3 separate regions of the Homo sapiens genome follow, and all the other regions are linked to region 1. A link is an interaction called in ENCODE POLR2A ChIA-PET data of the cell type or tissue named here. Cell type or tissue: PC-9. All regions are shown on one strand. Links, peaks and the distances in the headings refer to the core of each region. The heading gives the core; the rest is flanking DNA.

The links. Peaks named below come from ENCODE experiments on the same cell type or tissue, not always from the same donor. Only the 100,000 strongest peaks of a DNase experiment are listed, where the experiment ranks them.
Region 2: POLR2A ChIA-PET joins it to region 1 with 6 read pairs; 1 of 35 experiments calls an interaction of 5 or more read pairs at or near these places.
Region 3: POLR2A ChIA-PET joins it to region 1 with 5 read pairs; 1 of 35 experiments calls an interaction of 5 or more read pairs at or near these places.

What each region holds. Positions count from the first base shown.
Region 1 is chr9:33,317,959-33,323,995 of GRCh38, forward strand. NFX1 (nuclear transcription factor, X-box binding 1) reads left to right here. Exons shown (of 24, transcript NM_002504.6): 8 at 773-872; 9 at 952-1,169. Among named protein-coding and RNA genes, the nearest start is that of NFX1, 30 kb to the left of the region's middle. In PC-9, for the core only: no CTCF peak of the experiment used is centred there; DNase peaks (open chromatin) are centred at 2,683 and 3,143; H3K4me3 peaks cover 993 bases; H3K27ac peaks cover 4,750 bases.
Region 2 is chr9:33,684,753-33,690,789 of GRCh38, forward strand. PTENP1-AS (PTENP1 antisense RNA) reads left to right here. Exons shown (of 4, transcript NR_103745.2): 4 at 3,007-3,259. Among named protein-coding and RNA genes, the nearest start is that of PTENP1-AS, 11 kb to the left of the region's middle. In PC-9, for the core only: no CTCF peak of the experiment used is centred there; a DNase peak (open chromatin) is centred at 3,309; H3K27ac peaks cover 406 bases.
Region 3 is chr9:32,286,306-32,292,342 of GRCh38, forward strand. All of the region lies in intron 2 of LOC107987059 (a long non-coding RNA gene), which reads right to left. Among named protein-coding and RNA genes, the nearest start is that of ACO1, 95 kb to the right of the region's middle. RefSeq lists an enhancer at 5,070-5,569. In PC-9, for the core only: no CTCF peak of the experiment used is centred there; a DNase peak (open chromatin) is centred at 5,186; H3K27ac peaks cover 793 bases.

The DNA of each region.
Region 1 (6,037 bases), core at 441-5,440:
GTGAGACTCTGTCTCAAAAAAAAAAAAAAAAAAAAAAAAAAAATCTTCATTATAGTGAAACCTTTTGGTTCTGTTTAATGTACGATTTTATTTTATGAGTATTATTTTTAATACCTTATTAGAAGGTTTCTATTTTATTTTTATTGTATATGTGATTTTAAAAATGTGATGTTTTTATAATACTGCATTTATTCTGATCATTAGATCTTATACTCTCATGCCAATTTTTAAATTTCTTTTTGGCAACGGGGACCTTTTTACAAGTGTTTTATGTAAAACCTGACATAAAGTATGAAACCTGTGCTTCTTGGGTTGAAGTGAGGATGGGAAATCCAGATGTCAACTCCTCCACCACTACTACCAGCTTAGCTTGTCTATCTCCTGTAACATCACCAGAGGACCCGCAGGAGCCTCACAGTGAATGGTGTTCAGCCACGGCCTTATGGACCAGATAGTGTTCTCTTAATTTAGAGGTTGCTTCACTCTGATGCTGTTCTTGGAATGTGCTGCAGAGGCACTATGAGATATTAATAGTTTAACAAGGCTTTTTTAATTTCTTCCTATGGTAAAGCTCTTAGGCGGGTCTTAGAGCTGCTGTATGAACTATACTCATTTCTGCATAGGTCTGATCAGTACTCTATTTGGCCTCCCAGATTACAGGCATGAGCGACTGTGCCAGGCCCGCATTTTGTATTTTCTTATAGATTATTTGTGACATTTTAAGAACCCATACATGTTACTAACGTTTTGTTTTTGAAATTTTCTCTTCAAGTATGCTATTGCGGCAGCACCTCCCGAGATGTGTTATGTGGAACCGATGTAGGAAAGTCTGATGGATTTGGGGATTTCAGCTGTTTAAAGATATGTGGCAAGTAAGGTTTTACGTTTTCTTCAGTTGAACTAAAGCTGCACTTTATGCAACAATTATGTAATAGTGTGTTTTCTTAACAGGGACTTGAAATGCGGTAACCATACATGTTCGCAAGTGTGCCACCCTCAGCCCTGCCAGCAATGCCCACGGCTCCCCCAGCTGGTGCGCTGTTGCCCCTGTGGCCAAACTCCTCTCAGCCAATTGCTAGAACTTGGAAGTAGTAGTCGGAAAACATGCATGGACCCTGTGCCTTCATGTGGAAAAGTGTGCGGCAAGCCTCTGCCTTGTGGTTCCTTAGGTAACTAGTAAGCGTAAAGTTGGCTTTAAAAATATTATTGTAAATGGTTGGCAGCAGTGAGTGTTTAAGCAATGTAGAAGTAAGTGCTAGTTACAATATCAGAGGTTTCTAAATATTATGATCATATTTATGTAGGTACGTTTTCTTTCCTCCTCAACATATACTTGTGAAAACCCATACATTTGCCCAAATGATCTCTCTGATTCAGGTATTTTATTGTTAACTCTGGACAACTGTGGTGAGTTACTGTTCCATAGGGGTTATGATTTCTCTTAGGAGCCTGTACTGTAATGAACACTATATGTATTTATACCAATCCAGGGTTCAGCAAGTGTTGAAAACCCTTTTCACATAATAGGAACATGCTAAAATAATTGTGGGTGAGACAGAGTCTGGTTTGGAGACAGAGTCTCGCTCTGTCGCCCCAGCTCGAGTGCAGTGGTAGGATCTCAGCTCACTGCAGCCTCTGACTCCTGGGCTCAAATGATTCTTGTGTCTCAGCCTCCCAAGTAGCTGGGACTACAGGCGCACACCACCACGCCCGGCTAATTTTTGTATTTTTAATAGAGACGGGGTTTCACCATGTTGACCAGGCTGGTCTCGAACTCCTGGCACCAAGTGATCCACCCGCCTTGGGTTCCCAAAGTGCTGGGATTACAGGTGTAAGCCACTGTACCTGGCCAAAGAACTAAAATTGTAAGTACAATAGAACCTCAGCCATTTAGATCATTCAAGGAATGTCAGCCTCTGTAGCTAAGTTTCCCATCTAGCTGAGGATACGAGGATAGCACCTATTGAACATCATTTTGGATGAATATTTTTCTTTTCTTTTCTTTTCTTTTTTTTTTTTTTGAGACAGAGTCTCGCTCTGTTGCCCAGGCTAGAGTGCAGTGGCGTGATTTTGGCTCACTGCAACCTCTACCTCCTGGGTTCAAGCAATTCTCCTGCCTTGGCCTCCCGAGTAGCTGGGATTACAGGCACCTGCAATCATGCCCAGCTAATTTTTTTTTGTATTTTTGTAGAGACGGGGTTTCACCATGTTGGCCAAGCTGGTCTTGAACTCCTGACCTTGGGTGATCTGCCCGCCTTGGCCTCCCAAAGTGCTGGGATTATAGGTGTGAGCCACCATGCCCGGCTGGATGAATATTTTTCTAAAATTTACATTTCATGTTTAAACAGAGTTTACTGAAGGTGTTGTAATTTTTCTCTCATTGACCCAGAGTCATCATTTTTATGAACTCCAGTTACTGTATTACACTGAATGCAGTGGTGCCCTTGGCCTGCTGAGGTTTCTCAGACTGATGCCCCATACCAATGAGCAGTTTGAATTGTTGTATCTGCTTGTTGAAGCTTTTTGTTGTTTATATTCTTATCAGTGCTTTTAGTATGCTTGCCTGTCTACTTTTAGTAATTCCCCCTTTCTTCTGATTTGTGGCTTCTGATTACTTGAATATAGAAACCAGAAAAAGCTCATTGGAATTAGATACAAAGTAATACTATACTGAGCCTATCTGACTCAGTCTTTTGGGAATGTATGTCTGCAGTTTTGCAATGACTTGGCAACTTCTCTCCTGAGTGGGTGTTGAAAGGCCATGCATTTAGAAAAAAATGGAAAGTAGGCAACTGAGATTGAATAGGAAAATTATTTCTAAAACTAACCATGTATCTTGTGAGGTAAAGCTAGAATCTTTAGGTTTGGTTTCCATTTCATCAAAAGGAGAGAGTTCACATTTCTTTCAAGTGCCAGCGTGAATCAGTGGGAACACCCTACTTAATCCTTTTTCTCAATCTGACCTTAAAATTGTGTATAGAGGAGAAGTGCTGTCTTCTTGTATTTTAATATACATTCCAGCTGCATTAGGAAAGCCAGTCATCTGTTGGTTCTCTGCTTGCCATGAAAATGTGTTTATGATATGGAGATCAAATGACTAGTAAATCAAATCCCCTTTCGGAAAGCACATGAGTCAGTTTTATAAGAATTTCACATATAATGACCAGAAATCCTACCCTGGCACTCATGTATCCTGTTGGTGATGAGAGAAGAAGGAAATGTGAAATGGGTAATGCAAAGGGACTTGAGCAAGAGAAGGGTAGTAACTGGCAGTAACAGACCTTGGGATGGGACAAGACCAGGTTAAGGGATAAGAGGGTACCTGCTATACCTCAGCAGGTATCATGGAAAACCTTTAAGGAAATAGGCTGAGTTGACTGAGAAGCTCAGAGACAAGCGTGTGGCTAGCGATAACAATGACTGTCAGGTTTGTTCAGACCTAGCTTATCTATAGAAAGCTCGCTTAGGTCTTTTGTATCTCACTCAGTAGGAAATTTCCATCCCAGAGACACAGCTTCAGTATAAGAGACTGGATAGAGTTCTACTTTAAAGATGGTAGCATGAAGAGCTCCCATAGATCTGCTTCCCAGTAAAGCAAACAAAGCTAGGGAAAACTATAAAAAAGCAACCATCAAGGCTGGGCATGGTGGCTCATACCTATAATCTCAGCACTTTGGGAGGCCAAGGTGGGAGAACTGCTTGAGTCCAGGACTTTGAGACCAGCCTGGGCAACATGGCAAGACCCTGTATGTACCAAAAAACATTTTTTATTTACCTGGGTATGGCGGCACGTGCCTGTGGTCCCAGCTACTTGGGAGGCTGAGGCAAAAGGATCATTTGACCCTGGGATGTTGAGGCTGCAGTGAGCCATGAATGCAGCACTGCACTCCAGCTAGGCTGACAGAGTGAGACCCTGTCTCAAAAAAAAAAAAAAAAATCAACCATTTAAAGTTTCTGGAGGCTGGGTGCAGTGGTTCACATCTGTAATCCCCCACACTTTGGGATGCTGAGGTGGGCAGATCACTTGAGGTCAGGAGTTCAGGACTAGCCTGGCCAACATGATGAAACCCCGTCTCTACTAAAAATACAAAAATTAGCCAGGCATGGTGGCACATGCCTGCAATCCCAGCTACTCGGGAGGCTGAGGCAGGGGAATTGCTTGAACCTGGGGGGCAGTAGTTGCAGTGAACTCAGATCATGCCACTGCACTCCAGCCTAGGTGACAGAGTGAGACTCCATCTCGAAAAAAAAAAAAAAAAGTCTCTAGAAATTGCCCTAAGAGCATACCTCAAATGAAGACATATTTATTCAACAAAATCTTCTAAAACTCTGGTAAACAACAGCAAGAGTCTGTGGCATTGAGCCCTAGCTAGTTCCTTCCTCCTCCCCTCAGCTCAGCTTGACAGATCTCCACTCAGGATAAGTGTGGACAAGAAGATGGGGCTTCTTCTCCCCTCAGCTCCCAGTCAGGTTTACCATATCTCACTGGGAAGGCCACATTGTCAACATTTCTCTACCCCTCCAACTCCAAGTTGAAGAGGCTGAAATTCTGGTGAGTGCAGCTGAGCAGTTAGGGCTCCCTTTCTCCACCAAGCTCCCACTTACAGAATGGAGGCTTCATCCCATTTGCAGCAGAATACTGGAGCCCTAATCGTCCTCACCCCAGCTCACTCGTAGGGCAGAGGTTCCACTGAGAGAAGCAAGCCAAGAAGGCAAGAGGCTACTATCCCACCCAGCACCCAGAGTAGTGCCTCAGAGACCTTTCCCAGGGCGAGAGACAGTTCATAACAAAAGAGAGCTCCGAGGTACTCTCCAAAGGAACTGACTTTATTTGAAACAGTGTGGGGAAGTACAGGCCTAAGGACACTTTAGAAAATGATAACATACCTTAAAGAACAGTAACTAAACTGTAGGCCATCTAGTTCATCAGAGAGAATCAGGGAAAGGTAGCTAAGAGGAGCCCTCTTCAGGTCAGAACAAATCTCAAAGACTTACAGCAAAGACTATTCCTTCCCAAATTTAATTGGATCAGACTGCTGAGCAATTGATGCCCTGGAACATTGTCAAAAACAATAGAACTGCAATTAATGGATCCTTGAGACTGAGCGTAATCCAAATAAGGCACACAGTTTAACAGAGAGATCGGGAATCAAGACAAAGAGAGCCCTGCTTGAAACGACTGTCATTCCAGGGTCAGTTTGTACCCCTAAGGTTGTGCCATCCAAAGAGTGACACCAGCGGCTACATACTGTAGGGAAAATAGACTTCACTGAAATAGTCTAGCCAAGTCACAAAACAAATAAATAAGCAACCACAACAAAAACAAGCTGTGGAGAGGGGAAGCAGTATCCAGAGTTGCTATATAGCTAAAATGTCTAGTTTCCAAGAAAAAGTATGAAATGTGCAAAGAAACAGGGAAAAAAACAGGCAACAGAAACTGCCTTGTGAGAGTGACCAGATGTCAGATTTCACAAAGACTGTAGGATAATCATAATAAATATGTTCAAAGAACTGGGCCAGGCATGGTGGCTCACGCCTGTAATCCCAGCACTTTGGGAGGCTGAGGCAGGAGGATCACGAGGTCAGGAGTTCAAGACCAGCCTGGCCGACATGGTGAAACCCCATCTCTACTAAAAATACAAAAATTAGCTGGGCATGTTGGTATGCGCCTGTGGTCCCAGCTGCTCCGGCGGCTGAGGCAGGAGAATCCCTTGAACCCAGGAGGCAGAGGTTGCAGTGAGCCGCGATTGCGCCACTGCACTACAGCCTGGGCAACAGAGCAAGACTTCATCTCAAAAAAAAAAACAAACAAAAAAAAACAAATAAATAAATATCTTCAAAGAATTGAAGGGAAACCATACTTAAAGAGGTAAAGAAAGATGTGAAGATGATGTCTTATCAAATAGAGAATATTGATAAAGAGATAGAAACTAGTTTTAAAAGAGGCCCAAATGGAAATTCTGAAGTTTAAAAGTAGGATAACCGAAATGCAAAATTCATTAGGCTGGGTACCGTGGCTTATGCCTGAATCTCAGTG
Region 2 (6,037 bases), core at 739-5,738, 370 kb after region 1:
GACAGACACTTTGAAGATGGAGGAAGGGCCCTGAGCCCAGTAGTGCAGATGGCACCTAGAAGCTGGAAAAGGCAAAGAAATGGATTCTCCCATAAAGCCTACAAAAGGAACACCACCTGCCAACACCTTGATTTTTAGCCCCAAAGACTTATTTCAGACTTTTATCCTGAACAGGACAGAAGCAAAAAAATGGAATTGATCAACATAAAAGCAGAAGTTAATAAGGTAGAAAATTTTGTAATGATAGAACTAAGAAATAAGCAAATGAGATCATTGTTTGCCAGCCAAAAGACAGAGAGGACAAATATACTAAAACAGAAGTGACAAGGGGAAGTATGATAAAGTCTATTTTTAAAAACAATATTTTGTATAATTCTCTGCAAACAACCTAAAAGCCTAAATGAAATGGCTCACATTATAAATTTAACAAAACTGACCCTAATGTGGATAAAAAGCCTAAACAAAACAATGACTACAAAAGAAATAAATAAATTTGTAATAGAATTTCCTCACAGAAAAGCGCCAGTCCCATATAGTTTCTTACAGGGATTTTTCCACACCTTTTAAAATCAGGGACTTTGAGAATACCTAAAACATTGCAAAGTATAGAAAAGTAGGGGAAATTTCTAAATTATTTTCATGACATGACCTTAATATTTATAACAAAACTCAACAAAACTGCACCTTAAAAAAAAATCTATAGACCGGCCAGGCGTGGTGGCTCCCATCTGTAATCCCAACACTTTGGGAGGCCAAGGGGGGGCGGATCATGAGGTCATGAGATCAAGACCATCCTGGCTAACACAGTGAAACCCCATCTCTACTAAAAATACAAAAAATTAGCCAGGCGTGGCAGCACGTGCCTGTAGTCCCAGCTACTCGGGAGGCTGAGGCAGGAGAATCGCTTGAACCCGGGAGGCAGAGGTTTCAGTGAGCCAAGATCGTGCCACTGCACTCAAGCCTGGGCAACAGAGCAAGACTCCAACTCAAAAAAAAAAAAAATCTATAGACTTACATCACTGATTAGTATTGATAAAAAAAAGTATTCGATAATAGTGAATCAAATAATGACATTAGAAAATAACCTACAAATTGGCGTTTGCTCCAGGATGGTAAGGGTAGTTCAACATTAGTAAACTTACTCATCAAATCCATTATATTAGTCAATGGGGTTGGCCTGAGCACTGGGAAAGGGGTGGGTAGAAAATACTGTCTCAGAAAGGCATTGAGAGAGAACACATACTAATCCTATCTGGAAATTTACGCTCCTCTTCAGCCATTCCCGTCTCTTAAGGATACTCTCCAGCTTTACTGAACTCTTTGCAAACTCCAAAAATATCATATTCTCTTAGATGTTGCATAGGCTGGTCCCCCAGCCTAGTCTACCAGGAAATTATTCATTTTCCTACAAATCTTACTTAAACCCACACTACCTCTGTGAAGTCCTTTCTTCCCAGGGAGATATGGAGGTTTATTTTCCTATGTGTTTACAACAATTTAAAGTCTGTTACTGTATTATGGCTTTTTGGTCGTGTCTGACTCCTTCTAGGCAAGTATGGTCTTTGAAAGATGGGACCGTAAATCTTTTTACCTTTGTAACTGCAGTAGTAGGACTAGGAATGATATATAGAATACAGAATTATAAGTCCCCATGGGAGAACAGACCTTCTTTTTGTTGTTCATGCTTGTATCCCAGAGTCTAGTACTATGGTGCACATAGATGTATATTTACTCAATAATATGAAAGACCCAAATATGCCTTTATGGAATTGACCCTGCAGTTACACCTCACCATCTCCTACTTACCCCAGAATTATTTATTAACTATCTCATGTCTTAGGTCTCAACCCCCTTCCCTAGTTAAGAGGGGGCCCTGTTGCTAAGCAGGTTAAAATAGGAGGCTGATGAAGAAAATCTCTGTGGAAAATACTGAAGAGGAACACAGGAATAAAAATACCTCTACTCTGATGATGCCTTATATAAAGGCAGATGCAGTTGGCTTAAACTTCTACATTGGCTCATTTCTATGAATGCCACACCTCTCAACTTCAGGGACTTCCAGTGAGGTGCTTCACAACAATCTCTGGAGTCAGTGCAGAGCTACTCCCTTGGCGAATCTCTTCACTGACACTCAATGGGCCATCAGGGTGGGACTTCGCCTCTGCTAAGCCACAGGAATACACTAAATCCTGCTCCTGAGAGGAAGGGAAAGACAAAGGATCATAGGAAGTAAACCCCTTGAGGAAATTTCAATTTGGAATTTATTCTATTTATAACAAGGCTCGAGTAGCATATTTATTTTCCCCATCTCAGACCCTAACCTCAAGTGAACTTACTCCCAGATTCACACACATAAACATATGCACCAGCACCATCTCAGCAAGGAGGCAGCTGCAACAAAAAGCAGCAGGTGGGAGAATATTATGTTACATATTAAACTACAGGATTACTCCAAGAATTACATTCCCTAAAATTATTCCCTCCATTGGAAGCAGACTGTAGCCAATAGGAAGAGAAATTGCTAAAACAAAAATGCGTTCGGTTGGATGAAATATTTACCTAAAACGGAAATATATTTAAGAAGACATAATTCTTCAGAATTGTAAGGTAAAAATAAAATCCTATACCCACCAACTGACTGAAAGGACCATTTCTGGGACAAGGGCACCCCAGAGTAACCTTGAACATTGAGTTCTTGGCTAGGACAGGATGGAGGGGTCAGACACACCTTATTATACCTCTCCCTTGGAGCTGTGATGACGTTTTCTTCCCTAAAGGCTAAACACAAACCAGCCCTTTCAAAAGACTCCATCCCTAAAAGCAACAGAAAGTCTGATGCTGCCCCTCCTTTTTGCCTGGTAAGAGGCCACCAACCAAACGGTGTTTCTGGCCAGTCTAGGGAGGACATGTAGTGAGGCTTTTGGTGTCCTTTGCTTCACCTTTTGATGTCAGAGAGCTGAAAACTCCACCCCCAGATCATGCTAACATGGCCATTTTTTTTTACAGGGGTCCCATGAAGGAGCAGGAAACTCAATTGTGGAAGCACACGTTTTTCCCTTTATTAATGTTCATGACTCCTCCTATACCTTATTGTATATCTATATTTGGCCATTCCACTCAGCATGTATTTCTTTTCCCTTTGCCCCTCCCTAGACATGTCTGTTTCTGGCTTCTTGCCAGAGCTGTGCTTCCCAGCCTGTCAGAATGGCCACACTGCAGGCTGCAACCCTTTATGAGAAATAAAGCTCTCCCTTCCAAATTTGAACTTCCTCATTCTTCAGTTGACAATATCATCATTCTTCTAAGAAGATATCAGTGAAATTTCAAGGATGATTCAGCACGATAATGAAATGTTTGTAATCATTCAAGATATACTAAATGCTGAAGGAAGTCAGTTTAGAAATAAGAAGTAGGACAACCAAAGGATAGAACTTAGAAGAGGACAAATAAAGGATTTTACAGAAGCCACTCATGAAAAGAGATCCACCAATTCTGAGATAAAAGAACTGGGTTTGAGTAAGCCACTTGTTGTAAGAGTGCTCATCAAGGTTTTCAGAAAAAAATAAACAGAGCTAGTCAATGACACCTGGTAATAAAAGATATTTTGAATTTCAGGCCATAGAGGGTAGCATGCTAAGTGCATTTTCAGTTTTGGGAATTAGAGTAAAATGAAAATAATTTCTGAAGAAGCCTCCAGCCAAACTCTAAAAAGAAAAAGTTAAAAATGCAAGGTATAGAATATTTGAAAAATTTATTATTAATAGTTGAAAGTACATATTTTAGAACTGGACTGATCCAGTCACCATCTAGTTTTGCCATGTTACTTAACCTCTCTAAAGGTAGTTTCCTAGCCTATAAAATGGAAATAGTCACACATGGCTGTGAGTTTTATTTAATTGAGAAAATGTATGTAAACTGCCTGACACAATCCCTAGCACAAGAATAAGACTCAATCATAACTAATGGTGGTAGCAGTAAGAGTGCTACTACTAGCTGACCATTCTGGAAGTTGAGCCTGAGTGAGTGATTACTATACACTGTGCAGTTGTAACTTCTTAACACATTAATTCATTTAATCTTCACAGCAAATCCATGAGGTTCATACTTTTATTAGTACAATTTACAGAGAGTAAAACTGAAGCATTCACAGTTAACTTACTTGCCTAAAATGAGCTTAAGTAGCAGAACCCATATTTAAGCCCAGGCACTATCTCTCCAGAGCCTTCTTTGTTAGCCACTAACCTTGTGGTAGTGCTATCAAGTAAATGGGCTTGCTGTCTGATATGCTCAGAAGCCAATAACCATGGCACCAGCTTTTGAGGAAAGAAAGGTTTTACTGCAAAACTGGTCAGCAAGGAGACATGAGCTGGCTCAAATCTGTCTTCCTGATTTGGGGTCTTGGACAAGTTTTAAGGGACTGAGAGAAAGGATTTAGTAATACTGGGTTGATAGAGTCTGACTGGAGGGCTTCAGATTTAACCATTTATGGTAAAGTAGGTTGAGGTAGATTTGAGCCCAGATCTTCCCAGCCAATGAACCCACTGCTTCTCAAAGAGTTTTGGCATTCAGATTGCAGGCATCTTCCTGTCTTCTTGGTTCCGAAGGGAGGAATCATTCATTCCAGGTGTTGTTCGAGATCAAAGCTTTTGGCTCTGTTGTACCTACAAGCAAACTCAACATTTTGTTATCCACATAATAGACCCAGTTTGGGCTGATCCTACAGTTACAAATTCTTCCCTTTTTGTTTAGTTTAGTTTAGTTCTCAATCTTGAAGGAATTGAGTGTCTACCACTCTAGCTACTTTTTGTTGACAAGGGACATAGGTCTGGGTTTGAGGAATGAAATTGTTTCATAATTAATTGCAAATGTTCATGGGTCCTGGGTTGAAGTCAAACAGGTGGGTCAGGGAATTATTTTGATATTTAATAATTATTTCATGAGCAGGGGGAATTGATTTAAAAAGACAAGATAGACAACAGGTAGAGAACTTGAGAGAAGGAAGAGAAATCTCAACACATACAGAAATATAATTTTTAGTTTAAGTAGACCCTCAAAAATAGATCTTATTCCTGATGAAAACATGTTTACATATTATATCCAGGTTTGTTAGAGAACACTAGATGGAGTCAAGTGGCTTTTGGTCTATTATTATTTGGGTCTGTCTCAACATTTTTAGAAGTATTAATGTAAATACAGCATGATGTATTAAAGCATAAACACCTCTTTGTTTAGCTAGTATATAATCTAGGGTAATTTTATTATCTAGTATTACTTTAGCCAAAGCACCTGGCTCTCTCTGTTGAGCCACCATGGCCATTGTGGTCTCCTTGGCAAGCTTTTTCAGGGCAATGGAAAGGTTTTTAATCATATGTTTATGAGAAGCAACTACCCACCATGGCAACAGAGTTTGTCTAAAGAAATATCCTATACCATCTGGTGGGCCACCTGGTAAATATTTACCTGGGAGGAGGTTTAGCATAGATCTTTTGGCCATTATGAACAGTTTTATGGTGTTAGTCTAATGCCTAGCATCACTAATGTCATAGACAGAGAAAGGAGTGACTAAGTACCCTAGTAAACAGATGTCTTTTGGGCATCAGCTGTCAAGGCATTCATAGTCCCAGGGCTGGTCGTTTGTTTCATAGACAAAGACATATCCTGAGGAGGCGCATAGAATACCAGATATATTAACATTTAAGTTCTCAGTTTGAGGAATTTTACTTAGGACTTGGTGAAAGTAGGAGCCAGAGTATAGAAGAGTCTAGAAGAAGTTTTCTAACTTACAAATTGGTAGGGAAGAGGGCAGTCCCTGAAGGTATACTAGGTTCTTTTTATTTAAATCTTGACATAATCATGTAGATCTACAGTTTGAGGACACATCAGTGTATCTCTCCTGGACCAGAGGATAGAAAACAGGAAGTGGATAGTAGGTGTGTCAAGTAAACAGATGACTTCTGTTTCTGAGTTAGCCAATGTCTGGCTTCTGTGGGCATAGGCCCCTTTATCCTAACATAAGTGTCTTTGAAGGGGATGTTAA
Region 3 (6,037 bases), core at 572-5,571, 1.0 Mb before region 1:
TTCCCTGATGATTAGTGATGTTGAACATTTTTTCATGTGTTTGTTGGCCATTTGTATATCTTCTTTTGAGAATTGTCTATTCATATCCTTAGCCCACTTTTTGATGGGATTGTTTCTTTCTTACTGATTTGTTTGAGTTTGTTGTAGATTCTGGATATTAGTCCTTTGCCAGATGTATAGATTGTGAAGATTTTCTCCCACTCTATGGGTTGTCTGTTTACTATGCTGACTGTTCCTTTTGCCATGCAAAAGCTCTTTAGTTTAATTAGGTCCCGGCTATTTATCTTTGTTTTTATCACATTTGCTTTTGGGTTCTTGGTCATGAAATCCTTGCCTAAGCCAATGACTAGAAGGGTTTTTCCAAAGTTATCTTCTAGAATTTTATAGTTTCAGGTCTTAGGTTTAAGTCCTTAATCCATCTTGCGTTGATTTTTGTATAAGGTGAGAGATGAGGATCCAGTTTCATTCTCCTACATGTGGCTAGCCAATTATCCCAGCACCGTTTGTTGAAAAGGGTGTCTTTTTCCCACTTTATGTTTTTGTTTGATTTGTCTAAGATCAGTTGGTTGTATTTGAGTTTATTTCTGGGTTCTCTATTCTATTCCATTGGTCTATGTGCCTATTTGTATAGCAGTACCATGCTGTTTTGGTGACTATGGCCTTATAGTACAGTTTGAAATCAGGTAGTGTGATGTTTCCAGATTTGCTCTTTTTGATTAGTCTTGCTTCTTTTTGATTAGGCTATGCAGGCTCTTTTTTTGGTTCCATATGAATTTTATAATTTTTTTTCGAATTCTAAAGATGAATGATGGTGGTATTTTGATAGGGATTGCACTGAATTTGTAGATTGCTTTTGGCAGTATGGTCATTTTCACAATATTGATTCTACCCATCCATGAGCATGGGATGTGTTTCCATTTGTTTGTGTTGTCTATGATTTCTTTCAGCAGTGTTTTGTAGTTTTCCTTGTAGAGGTCATTCAATTCCTTTCTTAGCTATATTCTTATGTATTTTTTTTTCTTGAAGCTATTGTAAAAGTGGTTGAGTTCTTGATTTCATTCTCTGCTTCGTTGTTGTTGGTGTATAGAAGAGCTACGGATTTGTGTACATTAATCTTGTATCTGGAAACTTTGCTGAATTCTTTTATCAGTTCTCGGAGCTTTCTGGAGGAGTCCTTAGGGTTTTCAAATAAACGATCATATCGTCAGCAAACACTGACAGTCTGACTTCCTCTTTACTGATTTGGATGCCCTTTATTTCTTCCTCTTGTCTGATTGCTGTGGCTAGGACTTCCAGTACTATGTCGAAGAGGAGTGGTGAGAGTGGGCATTCTTGTCTTGTTTCAGTTCTCAGAGGGAATGCTTTCGACTTTTCCCCATTCAGTATTATGTTGGCTGTGGGTTTGTCATAGATGGCTTTTATTACATTGAGGTATGTCCCTTGTATGCCGATTTTTCTGAGAGTTTTAATCATAAAGGGATGCTGGATTTTGTTGAATGCTTTTTCAACATCTATTGAGATGATTGTGAGATTTTTGTTTTTATTTCTGTTTATGTGGTGTATCACATTTATTGACTTGTGTATGTTAAAGCATCCCTGCATCCCTGGTATGAAACCCACTTGATCATGGTGAATTATCGTTTTGATATGCAGTTGGATTCAGTTAGCTAGTATTTTGTTAAGGATTTTCGCATCAATGTTCATCAAGGATATCAGTGTATAGTTTTCTTTTTTGGTCATGTCCTTCCCTGGTTTTGGTATTAGGGTGATGCTGGCTTCATAGAATGAATTAGGGAGGGTTCCTTCTTTCTTTATCTTGTAGAATAGTGTCAAAAGGATTGGTACCAATTCTTCTTTGAATGTCTGTTAGAATTCTCTGAATCCATCCAGTCCTGGACTTTTTTTGTTGGTAATTTTTTAATTACCATTTCAATCTCGCTACTTGTTATTGGTCTGTTCAGGGCATCTAATTCTTCCTGAGTTAAGCTAGGAGGGTTATATTTTTCCAGGAATGTATCCATCTCTTCTAGATTTTCTAGTTTATGTGTGTAAAGGTGTTCATAGTAGCCCTGAATGAACTTTTGTATTTCAGTGGTGTCAGTTGTAATATGTCCTATTTCCTTTCTTAGTGAGGTTATTTGGATTTTCTCTCTTCTTTTCTTGGTTAATCTTGCTGATGGTCTATCAATTTTATTTATCTTTTCAAAGGACTAACTTTTTGTTTCATCTATCTTTTGTATTTTTTTGTTGTTGTTTAAATTTCATTTAGCTCTGCTCTGATCTTGGTAACTTCCTTTCTTCTGCTGGATTTGGGTTTGGTTTGTTCTTGTTTCTCTAGTTCCTTGAGTTATGACCTTACAATGTCAGTTTGTGCACTAAGCTTAGGGCTATAAACTTTCCTCTTACCACTGCCTTTGTTGTATCCCAGAGGTTTTGATAGGTTGTGTCATTGTCATTTACTTTGAAGAATTTTTTAATTATCATCTTGATTTCATTTCTGATGCAATATTCATTCAGGAGCAGGTTATTTAATTTCCACGTATTTGCATGGTTCTGAAGCTTCCTTTTGGAGTTGATTTCCAGTTCTATTCCACCGTGGTCTGAGAGAGTGCTTGATATAATTTCAATTGTCTTAAATTTATTGAGGCTCATTATATGGCCTATCATATGGTCTATCATGGAGAAAGTTTCATGCACTGTTGAATAGAATGTGTATTCTGTGGCTCTTGTATGAAGTGTTCTGTATATATCTATTAAGTCCATTTGTTCCAAAGTATAGTTTAAATCCATTGTTTCTTTGTTAACTTTCTGTCTTGATAAACTGGCTAGTGCTGTTAGTGGAGTATTGAAGTCCCCCACTATTATTCGGTTGCTTTCTATCTCATTTCTTAGGTCTATTAGTAATTGTTTTATAAATGTGGGAGCTCCAGTGTTAGGTGCATATATGTTTAGGATTGTGATATTTTCCTGTTGGACAAGGCCTTTTACCACTATATAATGTCCTTCTATGACTCTTTTAACTGCTGTTGCTTTAAAGTTTGTTTTGTCTGATATAAGAGTAGCTATCCCAGCTCACTTTTGGCGTCTATTTGCATGAAATGCCTTTCTCCTCCCCTTTACTTTAAGTTTATATGAGTCCTTATGTGTTAGATGAGTCTACTGAAGACAGCAGATAGTTGGTATTGATGAGTTCTTATCCATTCTGCAGTTCTGTATCTTTTAAGTGGAGCATTTAGGCCATTTGCATTCAATGTTAGTGTTGAAATATGAGGTACTGTTGCATTCATCATGCTCTTTGTTACCTTTGGGATTTTTGTTTGTTTGTTTTTGCTTTTTAACATGTATTTTCGTTTTATAGCTCCTGTGTGATTTATGCTTTAAAGAGGTTCTGTTTTGATGTATTTCTAGAATTTGTTTCAAGATTTAGAGCTCCTTTTAGCAGTTCTTGTAGTGGTGGATTGGTAATAGCGAATTCTCTCAGCATTTGTTTTCTGAAAATGACTATATCTTTCCTTGATATATAATGCTTAGTTTCACTGGATACAAACTTCTTGGCTGATAATTGTTTTGTTTGAGAAGACTGAAGATAGGGTCCCAATTCCTTCTAGCTTGTAGGGTTTCTGCTGAGAAATCTGCTGTTAATCTGATAGCTTTTCCTTTATGGGTTACCTGATGCTTCTGTCTCATACCTCTTCAGATTCTTTCCTTCGCCTTAACTTTGGATAACCTGATGACAATGTGCCTAGGCGAAGATCTTTTTGTGATGAATTTTTCAGGTGTTCTCTGATCTTCTTGTGTATTGATATCTGGGTCTCTAGCAAGGCCAGGAAGTTTTCCTCAATTATTCCCCAGAATATGTTTTCCAAGCTTTTAGAATTCTCTTCTTCCTCAGCAACACTGACTATTCTTAAGTTTGGTCATTTAACATAATCCCAGACTTCTTGGAGACTTGGTTCATATTTTCTTATTCTTTTTTCTTTGTCTTTGTTGGATCAGGTTAATTCGAAGACCTTGTCTTTGAGCTCTGAATTTCTTTCTTCTACTTGTTTAATTCTATTTCTGAGACTTTCCAGAGCATTTCAAATTTCTAAAAGTGTGTCCAAAGTTTCCTGAATTTTTTTATTGTTTTCTCTTTAAGCTATTTACTTGAATATTTCTCCCTTCACTTCTTGTATCATGTTTTTGAATCTCCTTGCATTGGGCTTTGCCTTTCTCTGGTCCCTCCCTGATTAGCCTAGTAACTAACCTCCTGAATTCTTTTTCAGGTAAATCAGGGATTTCTTCTTGGTTTGGATCCATTGCTGGTGAACTAGTGTTATTTTTTGGCAGTGTTGAAGAGCCTTGCTCTGTCATATTAACAGGGTTGATTTTCTGGTGACTTCTCATTTGGGTAGGCTCTGTCAGAGGGAAGGTCTAGGGCTGAAAGCTGTTGTTCAGATTCTTTTGTTCCATGGGGTGTTCTCTTGATGTAGTACTCCCCTTTTTCCTATGGTTGTGGCTTCCTGTGAGCCAAACTGCTGTGATTATTGTCTCTCTTCTGGGACTAGCCACCCAGCAAGTCTACCCGGCTCCAAGCTGGTATTGGGGGTTGTCTGCACCAACCACCATCTATGGGTCTCTCAGTCATGGATACCAGCTGCTGTTCCAGTGGAGGTGGTGAGGTGGGTTCAATGGACTCTGTGAGGGTTCTTAGCTTTGGTGGTTTAGTGCTCTATTTTTGTGCTGGTTGGCCTCCTGCCAGGAGGTGGCACTTTCCAGAAAGCATCAGCTATAGTAGTATGGAGCGGGACAGGCAGTGAGCAGGGCCCTAGAACTCCCAAGATTATATGCCCTTTGTCTTCCATTACCAGGGTGGGTAGGGAAGGACCATCAGGTGGGGGCAGGGCTAGGCATGTCTGAGCTCAGACTCTCCTTGAGTGGGTCCTGCTGGGGCTGCTGTGGGGCATGGGGGTGAGATTCCCAGGTCAATGGAGTTGTGTACCTACAAGGATTATGGCTACCTTTTCTGAGTCATGCAGGTGGTCAGGGAAGTCGGGGAAAGCCAGCAGTCACAGGCCTCACCCAGCTCCCATGCAAACTGAAGGGTCAGTCACTCTCCCACCATGGCCCCACCCCAATAGTCCCGAGTCTGTTTCCAGGTGAAGGGTGTGATGGGCTTGAAAACTTGCCCCAGGCTACCCGCCTCGCAACTGAGAGAGAAAAGGGCTTGGTTCTTCCCCCACCTGTGGAGTCTGCAAACCAGATTTGTGCCCTCCCCCAGGTTCTGGCCAGGAGGCTTCTCATCCTGTTCAAATTGTTACAAAGTTCAGCTAGAGATTGCCTTCTCCCTGTGGAATTTTACCCCCTGCTCCTCTGGTCTCCCTCCCAATGGATTCCTGTGGTGCCAGGCAGGAATGGCCTGCTAGGGGACAAGCAAGGTCCCAGGGCCTTTCTGCTGCTTCCTCTAACCTTGTATTTCACTCAGCTCTCCAAATTGACTCAGCTCCAGGTAGTTGGAAACTTCTGCAAACAGACCTTCAGGTTCTCCAGTTGGGGATGTGTGTTCAGGAGAGGAGGGTCTCCTTTTCCCACTTCTGCAGTCGGGGCACTCACAGTATTTGGAGTGTCTCCCAGGTCCTGCAGGAGCAGTCCACTTCTTTCAGAGGGTCTGTGGGTTCTCTTGGGATTGCTGGTTTGTTCTTGCAGTTGAACTGGAGCTAAAATTCACAATGTGAGCTTCCGCAAGCTGCTCTGTCTGGAGCTGCAATCTAGTCCTGCCTCCCATCTGCCATGATGATCGCCCTAAATTATACACATTTTTAATTTTAACAACATCATTAAGCTTCTATGAAATATCTCCCCAAATGTCTTTTTAAATGACTGCATGTTAGTATATTATTAGATATTTTGGTTGCTGTTACTTTTTAACTATTATAAATAATATTGTGATAAATGTCTTTTACAAAAATCTTTGATTAAATATCTGATTTTTTTTATAAGACAGATCCCTAAAGTTTCAAAGGAACCTGTTAAAGACTTTGTCACACCTTGCCAGTTT